2 separate regions of the Homo sapiens genome follow, and region 2 is linked to region 1. A link is an interaction called in ENCODE POLR2A ChIA-PET data of the cell type or tissue named here. Cell type or tissue: GM12878. All regions are shown on one strand. Each heading gives the region's core, and the rest is flanking DNA. Links, peaks and the distances in the headings are about the cores only. Region 1 overlaps SMARCC1 (SWI/SNF related BAF chromatin remodeling complex subunit C1). Region 2 has its middle 6.2 kb from the start of DHX30.

The links. Peaks named below come from ENCODE experiments on the same cell type or tissue, not always from the same donor. Only the 100,000 strongest peaks of a DNase experiment are listed, where the experiment ranks them.
Region 2: POLR2A ChIA-PET joins it to region 1 with 5 read pairs; 5 of 35 experiments call an interaction of 5 or more read pairs at or near these places.

The regions. Positions count from the first base shown.
Region 1 is chr3:47,632,151-47,637,529 of GRCh38, forward strand. SMARCC1 (SWI/SNF related BAF chromatin remodeling complex subunit C1) reads right to left here. Exons shown (of 28, transcript NM_003074.4): 23 at 3,872-3,986; 24 at 3,040-3,194. Among named protein-coding and RNA genes, the nearest start is that of SNORD146, 27 kb to the right of the region's middle. In GM12878, for the core only: no CTCF peak of the experiment used is centred there; a DNase peak (open chromatin) is centred at 3,199.
Region 2 is chr3:47,794,290-47,799,668 of GRCh38, forward strand. No RefSeq gene overlaps it. Among named protein-coding and RNA genes, the nearest start is that of DHX30, 6.2 kb to the right of the region's middle. In GM12878, for the core only: no CTCF peak of the experiment used is centred there; no DNase peak of the experiment used is centred there.

The DNA.
Region 1 (5,379 bases), core at 202-5,201:
ATCCATAAAAGTAGTTTCTCTGCAGTGAAGGAGTCAAGCTATTTTAAGATAATCAGTAGTGTATACCAGGCAAATCTTTGTGCCCAAAGTTGCACACAGTAACAGCTATGAGGCCAGAGGAAAACATCATGAAGGATTTGTGAAACTTAAAAAAAAAATTTTTTTTTTGTAGAGACAGAGTCTCACTATGCTGCCCAGGCTGGTCCTGAACTCCTGAGCAAATGTGATCCTCCTGCCTTGGCCTCCTAAAGTGCTGCAATTACAGGTGTGAGCCACTGCACCCAGCCTCATGAAACTTTTAAAAGGTAATCTACCATTTTAGTTCTTCCTATGGCAATATACACTGAAGCATAGCACAGTGGTATCAAGAGGAGAAACTGGCCAGGTGAGGTGGCTCACACCTGTAATCCTGACACATTGAGAGGTCAAGGTGGGCAAATCTCTTGAGCCCAAGAGCTCCAGACCAGCCTGGGTAACATGGCAAAACCCAGTCTCTACAAAAAAATTTAAAGAGGAGAAATAATAGGAAGAAAAAACCATGCTCTGTAAGAAAAGAATGTCCGAAAAAGCTTAGATAGAGATAAAAGAATCAATTCTGTTTGGCAGAACTACAAGAAACAGTTCAGGAAGGACAGGTAAGAAATAAGGGTTGAGAACTAAGTAGGGTCCTGATTATAGAAAAATCCTAAATTCTCTACTAAAGAGTTTGAAATTGCAGCCAGAGAGAGATAGGGAGGTTACTGAAGAAAGTAACATGTTCCTATTTGCATTTTTAAAGATTTCTGCACATAATGTAGGATTCCATTTATATGAAGTTAAAAAAAAAAAAAAGGAGAAACTAATCTACGGTGTAATGAGACAGACTAGTGATTACTCTCCAGGGAAGGCAAAGTAACTGGAATAAGAGGAAGCTTCTGGAGGGGCTGGTAATGTTGTTTATTGAAACGGATGCTTGTGACATAGGTGGGCCCAGTTTGTCAAAAATTCACAAAGGTGTAGGCTTCAGTATGTCCATTTATTTGAATGTGAGTTATACTTAAGAACAAGTTAAAAAGCAAGAAGATTACATTGGCTGCGGGTTAGAGAATGGGACTGAGGAGACAGGCAAAAGATTAAGGGATGCTGACCTGAGTGAGCAGTTGAACATTAGCAGGTGATCTAAAGCACCATGAAGAATTTCCTGGCTGAATAGCTATGGAAAATGATGGAACCAGGAGTCAAAAATGAGCCGAGGTTGCAGGTTTGAAGACTGAGGAAGGGCACAAAGGAGAAAGCCCTCTCCACCTCTAGCTCCTCATTTATAATGCGAGAGGCCGGGCATGGTGTCTCATGCCTGTAATATCAGCACTTTGGGAGGCTGAGGCAGGTGAATCACCTGAGGTCAGGAGTTCAAGACCAGCCTGATCAATATGGCAAAACCCTGTCTCTACTAAAAATACAAAAGTTAGCCGGGTATAGTGATGGACGCCTCTAATCCCAGCTACTTGGGAGGCTGAGACAGGAGAATCGCTGGAACCCAGGAGGCGGAGGTTGCAGTGAGCCAAGATCACACCACTGCACTACAGCCTGGGGGACAGAGTGAGACTGTCTCAAAAAAAAAAAAAAAAAAAAAAATATATATATATATATACACACACACACACACACACACACACACACACACACACATATATATAAAATGTGAGAGACTATGACCACGATAATCCTTCAGATCTCTAAAACACCTAATGACAGTATTACAGTAAGAACTTGAGCAGCTCAGAGACAAAGAGATGCACAAACACTCCAGGGTAGCAGAAGACAGACTAAAAAAGATGTTTGCAATGAAAGAGCAAAACCGGACAAATGGTGAAAAAGAGTCAAGTTATATTAGCCGTCACTTAAGCAAGCATGTACCTCAAAACTTCCCAGAGGGGGATGTAGGGGAGATAGAATAACTAAAATTAGCTAAAGAATCAGACAGGAGATATCTTTCTGATTCTTTAGCTAATTTTAGTTATTAGGAAGTATTACCTAGTTTTAGTTATTAGGAAAAGGGCAGGTAGTATAAATTTGTAGGATTTCGAGTTAGTATAATAACAATGATCAGCCGGAGTAACTCTCTGGGTTGACTGAGCATTTGCTGCGGCCTGTAAACACCTCCCTAACCTCCATTGTCTCTATCTATGTCAGATGGGTGGGCATTCAAAACAGTAATCTTGTAGTTTGAATTGGTTCATCATATCAGATTAAACACTTAGAGAAGTAGTTCACAGTAGCTGAATGATCTGGGGAATTAAAGATCATGAAAAAGCATCTTTATTAAAAGATCAAAAACAGTTCAAAATAAAATGATTAGCAATGTTCTAGTAATCACTGTTTCTTGAAATGTGGTATCCTATAATGGAAGGAAACTACTTCTGAAGTAGAATGAAGAACAGGGGAAAAGATTTTTAAAAACTTACATATTCATGTTTAGAATTACTTAAAATGCTAAATTAACACAGAGAGGAAAGTAACATTCTCATGTCTTCTTAAATATGCTCTGCAGCTAATACTATAAATAGAAAAAACCACCCCCAGAAAAGCTGGCAAATTCAAGAAGAAAAAGAGCTATTTTAGGGTCTCTCTCTCCTTTCAGTCTGTAAGATCAGGGTGAAGTATTTAGGCAAGGAAACAGGTTTTTGTCTTAAAAATCATAAATATTTCAATCTGGTAGAAATTATTGGAACAATAGTCCAAGATAAGTTCTGCAGGCAAATTAAAAACAAAATGATAATCAGTTCCTTAAAGAGACTTTAAAATTTGCCTTCAATCTCTGCAGTCTTTACAAGGCTAAATGGTATAATGAATGGAATGAAAAAAGTCACCCTTTAGACTGGATCTACTATTTCTATAACCCTCCTCCTGCCTGTGGATTTCTTAACCTAGAAATGCCATTCAAGCAGTCATCTCCTATTGGGAGCAAAGCTCTTTATACTAAATGTTCCCAATTAACTAAAAACAATACGACCATTCATGCCTTAAGAGAGCACTGGAAAAGGGCTGTCAGGGGCAAACCTTGGCTTTGGTAGCCGCTGAGGCAAGAGCAGCTGCTGCGGCTGTGGCAACATTTCCTTCGGAAATTTCATGTTCTACTTTCTTCTTCCCAGTATCACTTTCTCTTTCTTTACATGTATCAGTGAGTTCTTTGTTCTCTTCAGTCTCCTTTTCTTCTGAAAATATCAGAAAGCTTTGTTACTAGCGTGCCCACTCTCGAAAACCCATCTTTCTCCTTACCTCCACCACTATAACAAACTAGGACTGATATGACAAAGAGATGTCAATGCCTTTTTCTTCTTTTTAAGAGTTCTGTTGAGCCATTCCATGCATTTAGGTTTGCCTCTATTGGGGACATATTTTCTAAACAGCACACTTGTTTTCCTATCATTTTGCTAAGTTCTATGTGGAGGTCCCTTGGATATATATATTTAAAGGAACATACAGGGGAACTAAGTCTAAGGCCAACGTACTTGCTCATCAATCAATGAAATGCTCTAGGAACTCTAGTGTCTGTAGGAAATCAGAAGCTGAGAACAGACTACTTCTCTAAGCCTGACAGGCATGATGGGGTGTATCAGCAACTGACACAGAAAATGAAATGGGAAGTCTGTGAGGTGACTTCAATACTGTTGAATAACTTTTTCTTCTACATATTAAAAGCACAGAAAAAAGTGTAGCCACCAGCATTAGTATTAGCACCTATCTGAATGAAACTCAATTACATACTTATTGTTACATTAAGAAACAAACCCAAAATAAATGAGGAAATATTTCTATATAAACCACCTTCATTTCTCCAGTGCCTTTTACAGTTTTACATAATAATATCTAAGGAGTTTCCTCAAATTACCTGATTTGGTATCCTCACTCACTTCACTATCCTGTTCCTTTTCACTATTTTTTTCATTTTCTCCATCTTGTGCTTTATCACCTTCATCCGTTTCATTTTCCACTTTATTTTCTGCCTGAAAGGGATATAAAACAAGAGGACAGGCAGTGAACAAAAAAACCCCAGACCTTTTTATGAGTAATTATCTTAGACTAGCAAAAGGTTCCAATATTTTTGGCAAGAAATAGACTAGATTCAAAAGTGACTTGTAGAGAACAGCTCGAAAAGAACTAATACATTCCAAGCAATACTTTCTACCACTTCAACACTTGAGTGCTCACAAGATGTTCCTCCAAAGCACAGAGTCGCTGCCCTCTCTGCATACTCTGCTATAAAGCAAGGGTTACCATGCCCAGAGGAATGTGAAGGGAATTAACTGATATTTTTGTTGATTAAAAACAGGCCGGGCCGGGTGCAGTAGCTCACGCCTGTAATCCCAGCAGTCTGGGAGGCTGAGGCAGGCAGATCACCTGAAGTCAGCAGTTTGAGATCAGCTGGCCAACACAGTGAAATCCTGTCTCTACTAAAAATACAAAAAAGAAATTAGCCGGGCATGGTGATGGGAACCTATAATCCCAGGTACTCAGGAGACTGAGGCAGGAGAATCCCTTGAACACCCGGGAGGCAGAGATTGCAGTGACCCAAGATCACACCATTGCACTCTAGCCTAGGCAGCAAGAGTGAGACTCCATCTCAAAAACAACAACAACCACAACAAAATATATATATGTGTGTGTGTGTGTGTGTGTGTGTGTGTGTGTGTGTGTGTGTGTGTGTACTTAATAATTACTGATTGATTTAAAGAATTAAGAGCATTTAAATGTCACACCATCAACAAAGAAGCAAGTTGAAATGCTGCTGGAAAAGTTGACAAAGTCTTTTAATACAGCCATCTGCTAATAATTTCAGGAAGAACCATGAGAGAACATCAGTGATCATGCTTTAGAAACTGAAAAAACCGCAACTGACTATCACTGACTTCATGAGGCTATATTGTTTGCTTAGAGGCAGGGTCCCCCTATGTTGCCTAGGGTGGTTTCAAAGTCCTAGTATCAAGTGATCCTCCAGCCTCCCAAGTGATCCTACAACCTTCCAAGTAGCTGGGACTACAAGTATGACACACCACACCCAGCTGAGACTCTTTTAGGAATTAAATGAAATTAAAAATGTGAAGTACAAATATCGTCTTTAGAATAATGCAGGAACTATAATCAATTTCATTATTACCCTCACCCTCCCCTTAACTATATACAATTTTAGAATACCACATATAATCAAGACCTTCAATCTTGGCTTATATATATTCACTCAAATAGTGACTGACTGATCCCTATGTGCAGTAACAGTATTAGGAACACAAAGGCCCAGAGGCTGGGCGTGGTGGCTCATACCTGTAATCCCAACACTTTGGGAAGCCAAGGTGGGTGGATCACCTGAGGTCAGGAGTTCCAGACCAGCCTGGCCAACAT
Region 2 (5,379 bases), core at 53-5,052, 160 kb after region 1:
GCTTGGTGCCTCACACCTGTAATCCCAGCACTTTTGGAGACCAAGGGAGGAGAATCACTTGAGCCCAGGAGTTCAGGGCCAGCCCGGGCAACAAGGCAAAACCTCATCTCTACAAAAAATCAATCAATAAATTAGCTGGGTGTGGTGGCATGCGCTTGTGGTCTCAGCTACTCGGGAGGCTGAGGTGAGAAGATTGCTTGAGCCTGGGAGGTTGAGGCCACAGTGAGCCATAATCATACAACTGCACTCCAGCCTGACAGAGCAACAGACCCTGTCTGAAAGAAAAAAAAAAAAAAAGGCTGGGTGTGGTGGTTTATCTGGTTAACATGAGACCCCAATCTCTACAAAAAAAAAAGAAAAGAAAAGAAAAAAAGCTAGCATGTATGTCTGTAGTCCTGTCTACTCGGGAGGCTGAGGCAAGATAATCCCTTGAGCGCAGGAGTTCAAGGCTGTAGTGAGTTATGATTGCACCATTGCACCCAAGCCTGGATGACAGAGTGAGATCCTGTTTCTTCTTTTTGAGATAGAGTCTGGCTCTGTCGCCCAGACTGCAGTGCAATGGTGCAATCTTGGCTCACTGCAAAACCTTCACCTTCTGGGTTCAAATGATTCTTGTGCCTCAATCTCCCAAGTAACTGGGACTACAGGCACGTACCACTACGCCCAGCTAATTTTGTTTATTTGTTTATTTTTCTGAGACAGAGTTTTGCTCTCGTTGCCCAAGCTGGAGTGCAATGGCGTGATCTCCGCTCACCGCAACCTCTGCCTCTTGGGTTCAAGTGATTCTCCTGCCTCAGCCTCCTGAGTAGCTGGGATTACGGGTGCCCGCCACCACACCCAGCTAGTTTTGTATTTTTAGTAGAGATGGGGTTTCTCCATGTTGGTCAGGCTGGTCTCAAACTCCCAGCCTCAGGTGATCCACTCGCTTCAGCCTCCCAAAGTGCTGGGATTACAGGTGTGAGCCACTGAGCCCGGCCGGGGAATTTTGTTTATTTTTAGTAGAGACAGGGTTTCACCATGTTGGCCAAGCTGGTCTCAAACTCCCAACCTCAGGTGATCCACCCGCCTCGGTCTCCCAAAGTGCTGAGATTACAGGCAGATAACAGTGGAGTGAGATCCTGTTTCTAATAAAAAAGAAAACGAAAAAAAATCAGCCAGGCGCGGTGGCTCATGTCTGTAATCCCAGCACTTTGGGAGGCCAAGGCGGGCGGATCACAAGGTCAGGAGTTCGAGACAGCCTGGCCAATATGGTGAAACCCAGGCCGGGCGCAGTGGCTCACACCTGTAATTCCAGCACTTTGGGAGGCCGAGGCAGGCAGATCACCGGAGGTCGGGAGTTCGAGACTAGCCTGGCAACATGGAGAAACCCTGTCTCTACTAAAAATACAAAATTAGCCGGGCGTGGCGGCACATGCCTGTAATTCCAGCTACACAGGAGGCGGAGGCAGGAGAATCACTTGAACCTGAGAGGTGGAGGTTGCGGTGACCCAAGATAGTGCCATTGCACTCCAGCCTGGACAACAAGAGTGAAACTGTGTCTCAAAAAACAACCAAACAAACATGGTGAAACCCTGTCTCTACTAAAAGTACAAAAATTAGCCAGGCATGGTGGCATGCGCCTGTAGTCCCAGCTACTCAGGAGGCTGAGGCAGAAGAATCGCTTGAACTCGGGACACGGGGGTTGCAGTGAGCCAAGATCATGCCACTGCACTCCAGCCTGGGAGACAGAGTGAGACCCTGTCTCAAAAAAAAAAAATTAATAAAAATTAATTCTGGGCCGGGCTCAGTGGCCTCACGCCTGTAATCCCAGCACTTTAGAAGGCCGAGGTGGGCGGATCACTAGGTCAGGAGTTCAAGACCAGCCTGGCCAACACCAACATGGTGAAACCCCATCTCTAATAAAAATACAAAAAGTTAGCCGGCGTGGTGGTGTGCGCCCGTAATCCTAGCTACTCGGGAGGCTGAGGCAGGAGAAGTGTTTGAACCGGGACCCAGGAGGCAGAGGTTGTGGTGGGCCAAGATCGCACCACTGCATTCCAACCTGGGATACAGAGCGAGACGCTGTCTCAATAAATAAATAAATAAATAAAATTTAATTTAAAAAAAACTCCTAAGACTGGGCACGGTGGCTCAGCCTGTAATTCCAGCACTTTGGGGTGGGTGGATCACCTAAGGTCAGGAGTTAAAGACCAGCGGGGCCACCATAGTTAAACCTCGTCTCTACTAAAAATACAAAACTTAGCTGGGCGTGGTGTCACGTGCCTGTAGTCCCAGCTACTCAGGAGGCTGAGGCAGGAGAATCGCTTGAACCTGGGAGGCGGCAGTTGCAGTGAGCTGAGATCGCGCCACTGCACTCCAGCTTGGGTAACAAAGTGAGACTGAGTGTTAAAAAAAAAAAAAAAAAAAAAGGCAGGGCTTGGTGGCTCTTGCCTGTAATCCCAGCACTTTGGGAGGCTGAGGCAGGTGGATCACCTGAGGTTGGGAGTTTGAGATGAGCCTGACCAACATGGAGAAACCCATCTCTACTAAAAATACAAAATTAGCCAGGCGTGGTGGCACATGCCTGTAATCCCAGCTACTCAGGGGGCTGAGGCAGGAGAATGGCGTGAACCAGGGAGGCGGGGCTTGCAGTGAGCCGAGATCACACCACTGCACTCCAGCCTGGGCGATAGAGCAAGACTCTGTCTCAAAAAGAAAAAAAAAAGAATTTATCTATTGTTACTATTGTTAGGAATTTTGCAATAATACTAAGGATTTACTAGCTTTTGAAGGTATGATATTGGTTTTATGGTTATGCTGAAAAAGTAGGAATCTTGTAGAGATGCACCCTGTTATATTTACAGATGAAGTGGTATGATTTTTTAAAATCTGTTGGGCATTAGGACATGGGGACCTATAGATAAGGCAAGGTTGGCCTTCAGTTGATAATCCCTGAAGCTGGGTGATGGGTAATACGGGTGTTCATTATACTGTGAGGAACTGTGTAGATGCAGGTCTGGAATTTTACCCTACTTACAAGCTGTTAGTGAGCCTGCTACTATTTCTTCCATGCCGGTAGAAACAAGACTCCTGGGTCAGAGACAAAACAAAACAAAACAAAACCGTAATCACAGCAAAAGGAGCAGCCAGGACAACATGGTAAAACCCATCTCTACAAAAAACACAAAAATTAGCCAGACCTGGTGCATGCCCATAGTCTCTACTACTCCAGAGGCTGAGGTGAGAGGACTGCTTGAGCCCAGGAGGTCAAGGTTGCAGTGAGCTGAGATCCCACCACTGCATTCCAGCGTGGATGACAGAGAGAGACCTTCTCTCAAAAGAAAAAAAAAATGCTGGGTGGGTGACTCACGCCTGTAATCTCAGCACTTTGGGAGACCGTGGTGGGCAGATAGTTAGGGTCAGGAGTTTGAGACTAGCCTGGCCAACATGGTGAAACCCTGTCTCTACTAAAAATACAAAAATTAGCCAGGCATGGTGGCGGGCGCCTGTAATCCCAGCTACTCAGGAGGTTGAAGCAGGAGAATCACTTGAACCTGGGAGGCAGAAGTTGCAGTGAGCCGAGATCGCACCACTGCATTCCAGCCTGGGTGACAGAGGGAGACTCCATCTCAAAAAAGAAAAAAAAAAAAAAAGCCAGGCTTGGTGGCACCTGCCTGTAGTCCTAGCTATTCTGATTACTGAAGTGGGAGGACTACTTTAGCCCAGGAGCTTGAGGCTGCAGTGATCTATGATTGCGCCGCGCCGCTGCATTCTAGTCTGGGCGATGGAGCAAGACACTGTTTCAAAAAATCCAAACAAAAAAACCCCAATATTTCCTTCAAATTTTTCCATGTCTGTACATTTGATCTAACTTGTTCTTTTTTTTTTTTTTTGAGACAGTCTCACTCTGTCACCCAAGTTGGAGTGCAGTGGCGTAATCTCCGCTCGTAGCAACCTCCGCCTCCTGGGTTCAAGCAATTCTCCTGCCTCAGCCTCCCAAGTAGCTGGGATTACAGGCGCCCACCACCACGCCCAGCTAATTTTTATATTTTTAGTAGCGATGGGGTTTCACCACGTTGGCCAGGCTGGTCTCGAACTCTTCTTGACCTTAAGTGATCCGCCCGCCTCAGCCTCCCAGTGCCGGGATTCCAAGCGTGAGCCACCACACCTGTCCTAACTCATTCTTTTTGATTGCTGCATATTATTTCATTAAATTGATGTCACGGACTGAATTGTGTCCTTCAAAATTCATATACTGAAGCCCTAACCCTCAACTGTGACTGCATTTGGAAATAGGGCCTTTAGAGAGGTAGTTAAGGTTACATGTGGACATAAGGGCAGGCCCCCAATCAGATAGGACTGTGTCTTTATAAGTAGGGGAAGGGTCACCAGAGACCCTTCTCTTTGCACACACAGAAAAACAGCCATGTTAAAGACAGAGTTAAAGGTGGCTGTCTTGCTCTGTCACCCAGGCCGGAGTGCAATGGCAGGATCACAGTTTACTGCAGCCTCGACCTCCTGGGCTCAGGCAATTTTCCTACCTCAGCTTCCTGAGTAGCTGAGACTACAGGTATGTACCACAATGCCTGGATAAATTTTTTCAATTTTTTGTATAGATGGGGTCTTACCATTGTTGCTCAGACTGGTCTCGAACTCCTGGGCTCAAGCAATCTGCAGGACTCAGCCTCCCAAAGGCTGGGATTACAGGCATGAACTACTGCTCTGGGCAAAAATTTTCTTCCTTTCCTTTTTTTTTTTTTTTGAGACGTAGTCTCACTCTGTCACCCAGGCTGGAGTGCAGTGTTGCGATATCAGCTTACTGCAACCTCTGCCTCCCAGGTTCCAGTGATTCTCCTGCCTCAGCTTCTCGAGTAGCTGGGATCACGAGCGTGAGCCACCACGCCCGGCTTATTTTCGTATTTTTAGTAGAGTTCGGGTTTCCCCATGTTGGCCAGGCTGGTCTCAAACTCCTGACCTCAGGTGATCCACCCACCTCGGCCTCCCAAAGTGCTGAGATTACAGGTGTGAGCTACTGCGCCTGGCCTTTTCTTTTTTTTTTTTTTATGAGACAGGGTCTCACTCTGTCGCCCATTCTGGAGTGCGGTGGTGTGATCTCAGCTCACTGCAACCTTCATCTTCCCAATTCAATTGATCCTCCCAACTTTTTTTTTTTTCTTTTTTTGAGACGGAGTCTCGCTCCGTTGCCCAGGTTAGAGTGCAATGGCGTGATCTCGGCTCACTGCAAACTCTACCTCGCAGGTTCAAGCGATTCTCCTGCCTCAGCCTCCTGAACAGCTGGGATTACAGGCATGTGCCACCACGCCCGGCTAATTTTTGTATTTTAGTAGAGACAGGGTTTCACCATGTTGGTCAGGCTGGTCTCGAACTCCTGATCTTGTG